Regions from separate parts of the Homo sapiens genome. Here region 2 is linked to region 1. Evidence: read pairs that join two places in POLR2A ChIA-PET (ENCODE). Cell type or tissue: HepG2. All regions are shown on one strand. Links, peaks and the distances in the headings refer to the core of each region. The heading gives the core; the rest is flanking DNA. Region 1 overlaps CD6 (CD6 molecule). Region 2 overlaps VPS37C (VPS37C subunit of ESCRT-I).

Region 1 (4,386 bases), core at 209-4,208:
CACGATCTTGGTTCACTGCAACCTCTGCCTCCCAAGTTCTAGTGATTCTCCTGCCTCAGTCTCCCTAATAGCTGGGATTACAGGTGCACGCCACCATGCTCGGCTAATTTTTGTATTTTTAGTAGAGACCGGGTTTCACCATGTTGGCCAGGCTGGTCTTGAACTCCTGACCTCAGGTAGTCTGCTCACCTTGGCCTCCCAAAGTGCTGGGATTACAGGTGTGAGCCACAGCGCCCGGCCCTCAGGTCCCTCTTTTAGAATTCCCATTCAGTAGGTCTTGGTTGGGAAAAAACCATCTACCACATCATAGGCATCAGAAAGAACACTGGATTGAAATTAAACATGCCTGGGTTAGAAACCCAGCTTCCTCCTTACTATAGTGTGACCCTGGGCGAATCTCTTCACATGCCCCCCTTGCCTCCCTCACCTCATAGTTATATATAAAAAAAAAAAGCCTCACAAGCTGGGCACAGTGGTTCACACTTGTAATCCCAGCACTTTCAGTGGCTGAGGCAGGAGGATTGCTTGAGGCCAGGAGTTTGAGAACAGCCTGGGCAACACAGTGAGACCCTATCTCTACAAAATAAATTTAAAAATAAAAAAATGAGGCTGGGTGCTGTGGCTCACGCTGTAATCCCAGCACTTTGGGAGGCCAAGGTGGGTGGATTGCTTGAGCGCAGGAATTTGAGACCAGCTTAAGCAACAAGGCAAAACCTTGTCTCTACCAAAATTCAAAAAATTAGCTGGACATGGTGGTGTGCACCTGTGGTCCCAGCTAGTCGAGAGGCTGAGGTTGGATCACTTGGGCCGAGGAGTTTGAGGCTGCAGTGAGCCAAGATGGTGCCACTGCACTCCAGCCTGGGCAACAGAGTGAGATCCTTTGTCTCTCTCTCTATAGATATATATACATATATATATACATATATATAGATATATATGAATAAATAAATAAGTAAATTAGCTGGACACATGCTTGTAATTCTAGCTACTGAGGAGGCTGAGGCAGGAGGATCACTTGAGCCCAGGAGTTCGAGGTTGCAGTAAGCTATGATCATCACTGCACTCCAGCCTGGGCAACAGGGTGAGATTCCACCTCTAAAATGAAAACGAAACAAAAACCTCACAGGGCTAAGGAAAGATTACCATAAAAACCCCCAATACCTGGCCCATGGCAAATGCCCAAGATCTTGTGGAATCAATGACTATACCTGCAAATACGTGAAAGATGAATATGTGTGCATATATGTATCGTAGATGGAAAAAACAGATGAAAAACAACATATTCAGGATGATCATAGCCTTATGGATATTGTGCAGAGAAAAATGGCTGATGAGGCCAAACGCGGGGCTCACGCCTGTAATCACAGCACTTTGGGAGGCTGAGGCGGGTGTATCACCTGAGGTTGGGAGTTCAAGATCAGCCTGACCAACATGGAGAAGCCCTGTCTCTACTAAAAATACAAAACAATTAGCCAGGCATGGTGGCGCATGCCTGCAATCCTAGCTACTCGAGAGGCTGAGGCAGGAGAATCGCTTGAACCCAGGAGGTGGAGGTTGCGGTGAGCCGAGATTTAGCCATTGCACTCCAGCCTGGACAACAAGAGTGAAACTCCGTCTCAAAAAAAAAAAAAAAAAAGAAAGAAAAAGAAAAGAAAAGAAAGAAAGAAAGAAAAGGAAATGGCTGATGATACCTCATAGATTTCAAGAGGCTCATACCTTGATCTGAAAGCTATACCCTTTTGTATAAATTATAGAAAAAATTGTTCACATGCAGATGTGTGCAGGGATACTTTCTGCGGAACTGTTTGTAACAGAAGAAAATTAGAAGTACTCTAACCATCCATCAGCTGGAAATAAACAGACTGTATTGTATCATAGGCTGGATTATTCCATTGCAGGAATGAACTAGATGCATATCTATCCACTTGGTTAGATTTTGAAAACAAGGAGAAAAGTATAATAAGTTTCAGAACAATATGTCCAGTAGGGTACAATTTATATAAAATATAGTACATGTCTCAATACCATCCATTGTGTATGGAGACACTTTTTGTGTAATAGGAGTATAAAAATGTGGGAGAAAAGGGTACACACACCACACTTTGGAGTGTGTGTTCTAGGGAGGAAAGGATAAGAATTATTTCAACAGTATCTGTATGGTTTTCTTTCTTATTAATATAGATCTGAGCAAATACGGCAAAAGTGTAAACATTTTCTAAGTCTGGGTGGTGAGGACGCATTGGGTTCATTAAAACATTCTCAGGCCAGGCGCGGTGGCTCACGCCTGTAATCCCAGCACTTTGGAAGGCCGAGGCAAGTGGATCACTTGAGATCAGGAGTTCAAGACCAGTGTGACCAACATGGTGAAACCCCATCTCTACTGAAATACAAAAATTAGCCGGGTGTGGTGGTGTGTGCCTGTAGTCCCAGCTACTTGGGAGGCTGAGACAGGAGAATCACTTGAACCCAGGAGGCAAAGGTTGCAGTGAGCCGAGATTGCACCACTGCACTCCAGCCTGGGTGACAGTGCGAGACACCATCTCAAAAGCAAATAAACAAATAAACAAATGTCATTCTCAATGCATTTCTGTATGTTTGCAATATTCCTCTCTAACGAAATGTCTGGAAGATTCTACAAGAGGCTAGTAACAACAGTTATCTTTGAAGGTAGCTATTGATAAATTTTTAAATTTTTCTGTTTTTGTATTTTCTAAATTCTGTACTATTTTTACTAAATAAAATTTTAGTAAAATAAAATAAAACAAAATAAAAACAAAAAAATTTTAAAATAAAAGCATATATGAAAAACCTTTGTAAATTGTCCGAGTCATATCAATGCACCCTGCCAACGATTTTTCTGCCCTTCTCTGGGTAAGAAAGCCATGGGTTTTTATAGTTTTAAATTCTTGAATCTCCTTAACAATGCTCAGAAGTAAGCACTGTTATTATCACTATCGTGCAGGCGGGGAAATGTAGGATTCAAGAGACAAGGAACTTTCTGGGACAATAGAGCCCCTAAGAGGCAGAGCAGGGATTTGAACCCAGAAAGAGGGTTTCCTGGGCTCTGATAAACACCTCAGGGTGTGCTGTGAATGCTCAACAAATTCTAGTTACTCTTATTATTAATGGAAGTCCCTAGAACTCACTTCACCTCCCGCAGCATTTCTTGAGCCATGCTGCGCTCTGCCGTGGAAAGTAAAGGTAATAGAGCCCGTGGTCCAGCCTGGAGGCCAGATGTTAAGAGCTGACTCGAATGTTGTCTCTCTGAGGTAGGTGCAGAGGCAGGAGACATGCTTGAGGAACCTGGAGGAGGGACAGGGCTGCTCTGCAAGTGGTGGGGCTGGTGAGTGAGTCCAGGAAGGTATTGCCGGGGAGGTGCCCTTTGGGCCAGGACTTCAAAGTCAAGGAGCATTTCGCTGAGGCAAGGGAAGCAGATCCACATTTCCCGAGGACTTCCTCTGTGCCGAGTGCTTCCTCTGTGCTGAGTGCTTTACAGACGTTGCCTCATGGCTACCTTGTGAGGAGACACTATTATGAAACCCATTTTACAAAGAGGCTCAGGGAAATTAAGTTCCTAGCCCACGGTCACATAGCCTGGCATTGATAGAGCCAGAATTCAAATCCAAATTTGAATTTGTTCCCCAGATTCACTCTTTCTACTCTTCAGGCGCCCTCAACAAGTAGCAAGAGTTAAGAAGGCATTCTAGGGAGAGGGCACAGCTCGAGCAAACACCTGGAGGTGGGACAGAAGCTGGTGGGCCAGGCTAGACACTCAAGGTATTAAATTCAAGAATAGAATTCCCCAGAGCAAGACCCTCTGTGCAAAGGCTGGGCTAGGTTTCTGCAGGCTGGAGGAGGGGAGTGAGGAGGGGAGTGAAGGCTGAAACTGCTGAGCTCTCAGCGATTTTCCAGGGGGCCTGCCCCCACCCACTGGCTCTCAGGAGGGGCCCTGGTTCTAGGTCTCCCAGAGCTGCAGCAGAAGCAGTTTTAGCTTGTGTGTGGGCAAGGGGTGAAAATCCTCCCCGCTCCAAGGGGTGATGCTGAGACCTTTCCAGGGTGGCCTAAAGCCCCCTAAGAGAAGGCCCCCTTGAGATCAGACATCCAGAAGCCATCAGACATCATCAGCATCCATCCTTGGAAGGAAACACAGCCTCTCCAGAGCAGGTGGGAGTGTAGGCTGGGCTGGGACCAGAAAGTCTCCTTGGGGTGTCAGGGACCGGCCCTGGCAGCTACGCTCACCAGACACATGTCCTGTGCCCATCCATGTCCTAACAACAGCCCCCTCCTCACCTACCACTCACCTCCTCTCTTTAAATAAATCCAGATTCAAAGAGAACCTGGGGGAGGCACCAGGGATGTTCAGACTAATGCTTTGTGGCCACCTTG
Region 2 (4,386 bases), core at 314-4,313, 160 kb before region 1:
AGTCAGTATGTTTTCCTTTTCAAGTCAGTCATGGGCCAAAGAAAGAAGAGGCCTTGCCGAGTGGCTTGGCTTTACTGTCAGAAAGTTTCAAAAACCGGCTACCTATTAAATCACCTGTTTCTTGGCCGTCATTTTGATTGACGCTGAATGCTGTTGGTCTGATTACATCCAGCCTTTGGAGTTATGTTCCTCTGTTGACTGATGCCAGCTCTGGAGGAATCTTAAATTCTCTGTCCTGCGTTGACACGGGAAGTGCTTGAGTTGCAGAAGTAAGAATGGGCTGAGTGTCTGCCCTCAGCCACAGTGATAGAAATCACGAGCGACTGTTTATTGATCCCTGCCTGAGAGCCAGACTTTAGACTTTCTAGGCATGAAACTCAATTCCTCCTTACAAAAGCTCCATCTTATAGAAGACACTGAGGCACAGAGATTTTAAATTACCCACCCAAGGTCTCCCCAGACAGTAAGCAAGAGTGCAGGGCTGTCTGCCTTACAGATTCAGAGCCTTTAATCCCTGGGTCTCCCCTGCAGAGCTGAGTTTCAAAGGAGGCACTGCTCCTGTGCTGCCGGGGCTCCTGGGCCGGTACATCTGTTTGGACTTTAGTCTGAGGGCTGGTGAAGGAGAGTAGTTACCACTTTAGTATTTGTTAGGACAGCATCATGCTGGGTTCTGAACAAGATAGAACAGATCCTACTCTTCAGGGGTCTAGTTGAAGATATCCGTACCGATGACCATTGATGAAGTTGGTCCCCAGAGCCAGGCCTGGTGTTCTGTGGATGTAGATAGACTTGATCGAGGCAGCCGAGCACAGTGAGGCGCGTGGGCCGTGAAGCTGGACGGGCTCTGTTGCAGTTCAGGCTCTGCGTTTCCTCCCTGGGAAACTGTGGGCAGGCACAGAACTTCAGTTTTCTCCTATTTAAAATGAGAAAAGCCTGAGGATGGACAGCAGCTTAGGAGCGGTGAGGATTACCTTAGTTGCTGTGTACGGAACACCCGGGCCAGCCTCTGGACTGTGAGCAGCCTCTAAACCTCAGACGCAGGGCCTGTCACAGTTCCTGACACTGATGGAACAGTGAGGCTCTGGAGGGCAACTGGGCAGGAGGCGGTAAGGCCTGGTTTGATGACTCCCCACACTCTACGCTGCTGGCAAGACATCACAGCTGAAAGGGAGTGGAGGAGGGGACCAGGGGAGGGGCTGGTGAGGGTTGGGAGCAGCGGGGTAGGGGGTTAGGGCGGTGGTCTCAGGGGCCAACTCTAGGTCAAGGGGGAAACTGAGCTGTGAGAACAGGGCTCCCCCCGACCTGTTTGCCCAGAGCATATGTGTTGTGAAGTGTTCTGTGCAGTAGGGTTTGGATTAAATGTTCTGTTTGGAAAAAAAAAAAACAAAACTCCTTTGAAAAAGGTTGAAAGTGACAGGATTAGGCCAAACTGGGCAAATGGGCAGAGGAGGGAGGTGTCTTGTCCAGACTGGTTAGGCTACTTGACCCCTCCCGCCGCCACCCATTGACAGGTGGGGGCGGTGAGGGGAGGAGGGGGGCAAGACAGCCAGCCTTAGGGAAGCAGCATGATAGGACACATTCATCCGGGGAGCCTGGTGGGATGGTTGTGAGAAAGAGACCCTGGAGATGGGAAGACTAGTTTGCAGCCTGCATAGGGCAGGGATGGGTGTGTGTGAGAGCCTTTGGAACACTGACTAGCTAAAACTTGGTGATTGGACATCAGGGGTGGGGGGGACCCACATGTCTGAGCTGACCTGGAAGTCAGGGCCAGGAGCTGAAGTCACTGATAGAAACGGAAGCTGGGGGGAAAGTCTGGTTGAAGAGTGAGAGGAGTGGAGATCTAGGAATGCTGGAATGCAGGTGTGTGTGGAGGTTCAGCAGGTTCGGGAGGAGTCCCTTTAGGGGACGGACTGGGTCAGCAAAGCCAAGCCAGCGACCTAGGGGGCAGGGTGTGAGTGCTGGGCTCTGCAGCCTGCCGCGTGCTGATAGAGCCTCCCAGCCGGCTGAGTGGCTTAATTTCCTGAAGTCTTCTGCCACTCTGGGTGCCTCCCACCATTTGGCACAGTGAATGGGCTTATTATTCTTGAGTCTTCTCACTTGACGGCCCTGCCTCTGGACAAAGGGGGGTCAGATGGAGTTTTTCAGTGGATTGAGGAGCATTCAGTTGTTATGTAAATATTTATGTAAAGATGACAGTTTCCTTCATGAAGCAATTTCCCTATGAGAGATTGTACATTCCCCCTATGTATGCTTATGTTTGAGGACTCTTGTCTAGATTGGTTTGGAGCTTGTTTGGAGCCACATCCTTTGCTTCCGTCCAGGATCAGCTCTTTCAGAGTCCTCTGGTTCTAGACCTAGCTGGCCGCCTGGCACAGTTGACAGGCAGCATTTCCTAACAATAAGTTGTGAGGGAGTGGGAATTAATACTGCCTGGTGCCAGACCTGCTGCTTGGTGGTCTTGTTTAATTCTCATTTAATCCTTACAACCCCATGATGTTGGTAGTATTAGCCCCATTTTACAAATGAGAAACAGAGAAAGGCTGAATAATGTGCCCATGGTGATATAGCTAGTGAAAGGTCAGGATGGGATTGAAATCTAGGAGTTTTTATCTCCAAAGCCTCTTCACTTAGTCTTTTTTGTTTGTTTGTTTACTTTGAGATGGAGTCTCGCTCTGTCGCCGAGGCTGGGATGCAGTGGCGCGATCTCGGCTCACTGCAAGCTCCGTCTCCTGGGTTCACGCCATTCTCCTGCCTCAGCCTCCTGAGTAGCTGGGACTACAGGCGTGTGCCACCACGCCCAGCTAACTTTTTTGTATTTTTAGTAGATAAATATGGGGTTTCACCATGTTAGCTAGGATGGTCTTGATCTCCTGACCTCGTGGTCCGCCCGCCTTGGCCTCCCAAAGTGCTGGGATTACAGGCGTGAGCCACCGCGCCTGGCCCCTCTTCACGTAGTCTTAACTATTTATCCCTGGTGGGTGGGAGGAATCTCCAACCCCAACCCAGCCCCAACCCCAGCAATTCCTTAGAAAGGATGAAAGCCATCTGGGGGCAGTGGCACAGGCCTGGACTCCCAGCTACTTGGGAAGTGAGGTGGATTGCTTGAGCCCAAGAGTTTGAGGCTGTGAAGTGAGCTACTTTTGCGTCCCTGCACTCTAGCCTGGGCAACAGAGTGACAGAGCGAGTCCTTCATCTCTTAAAAGAAAAAAAAGAAAACTAAAAACGCAAAAAAATGAAAACTAAAAACGCCTTCCTCTCCATGGTTTACACTGTAACTTTTCCACTTGTGGGGAAAGTCAGTTCAGTGCTGCTTTGGATCAGGTGAGAAGAACTTGATGATTTGATTTTTTTTTTTTTTTTTTTAACCTCCTGTGGGAAGTCAGGAAACAAAAGAGTCTGGTACTTGGACGCACAGCTGGAATCATTCCGGGAAAAGAAAACCAGATTAGGCCTGCAAATATTTCCTCATTCAGCAGCATGATTAGGAAGGTTTCTAAGGCAACAGCAGGTGTTTCTGACATACGGGGTAAGATGGGGCCAGTTCCTTTTTAACATGTGCAGGTTGGACTTTGCAAGTTGCCCTGGTAACAGCTTCTTCTGGTACCATAGGTGGATGTGGGGAATTTGTAAGAAACCAAGGGACGTCACAGCTCTTCTTGCAGTGTGATTTCGGGCTAGAGGTCACTGGCAAGTAAGTGTTGTCTGGTAAGGCGAGGGGAGTGCTGGGAGCCGTGCTTCAGCTCCCAGGTGCTGGAGCTGGTGGAGGCTGGAATCCTCCTGCACGATCTCAGCAGCCATTTCACTTGACACAAGATTGCAGCCCAGGGGTTGCAGGAGTAACGCCAGGAGGTGGAATAATTTATATTTGTTCAGTGCTCAGGAGTTTGCAAAGCTCTTTTTGGGCTGTTCGCTTATCTGAGCCACACAGCAACCCCTAAGGTGGGATTATCATCATGGTGCCCCATTAAGGAAACCAAGGTTAAAGGACTTGATTAAGGTCACACAGTTAAAGAGCTGTGGAGCCAAAGCACAAACTCAAGGCATCTGTTTTCAAATTCCATGTCTGCACAGGACAGAATTCTGTCCAGACACACAATCTGGGGGGAGAGTTGGCATGAACCACTTAGCGGCAAGGGGTGAGGGGCAGTGCAAGTTGTCTCTAGGGCTGGCATGCCACACTCTCATCTCAGTGCCCTCACTGTCTAGAAAATGCTGCATTTTGCAGTCCAGCTTTTTTTTTTTTGTTGAAGGTTATCCTTGGAAAGGATCTCTGATCAGTGGAAACGATTTGTTTTTGAGCTGATTAGCTTGTTGAGGAAAACCATCATTGCATGACTTTTTTTTTCCCCGATAAAAACAGATCTGGAAGGCTGCCCCAAGTTTGAA

Evidence for each region. Peaks named below come from ENCODE experiments on the same cell type or tissue, not always from the same donor. Only the 100,000 strongest peaks of a DNase experiment are listed, where the experiment ranks them.
Region 2: POLR2A ChIA-PET joins it to region 1 with 6 read pairs; 5 of 35 experiments call an interaction of 5 or more read pairs at or near these places.

The regions. Positions count from the first base shown.
Region 1 is chr11:60,988,400-60,992,785 of GRCh38, reverse strand. All of the region lies in intron 1 of CD6 (CD6 molecule), which reads right to left. Among named protein-coding and RNA genes, the nearest start is that of CD6, 19 kb to the right of the region's middle. RefSeq lists an enhancer at 3,358-3,447. In HepG2, for the core only: no CTCF peak of the experiment used is centred there; no DNase peak of the experiment used is centred there; H3K27me3 peaks cover 2,474 bases.
Region 2 is chr11:61,147,556-61,151,941 of GRCh38, reverse strand. The region is part of intron 1 of VPS37C (VPS37C subunit of ESCRT-I); the gene reads left to right. Among named protein-coding and RNA genes, the nearest start is that of VPS37C, 12 kb to the left of the region's middle. In HepG2, for the core only: no CTCF peak of the experiment used is centred there; a DNase peak (open chromatin) is centred at 2,131; H3K4me3 peaks cover 533 bases.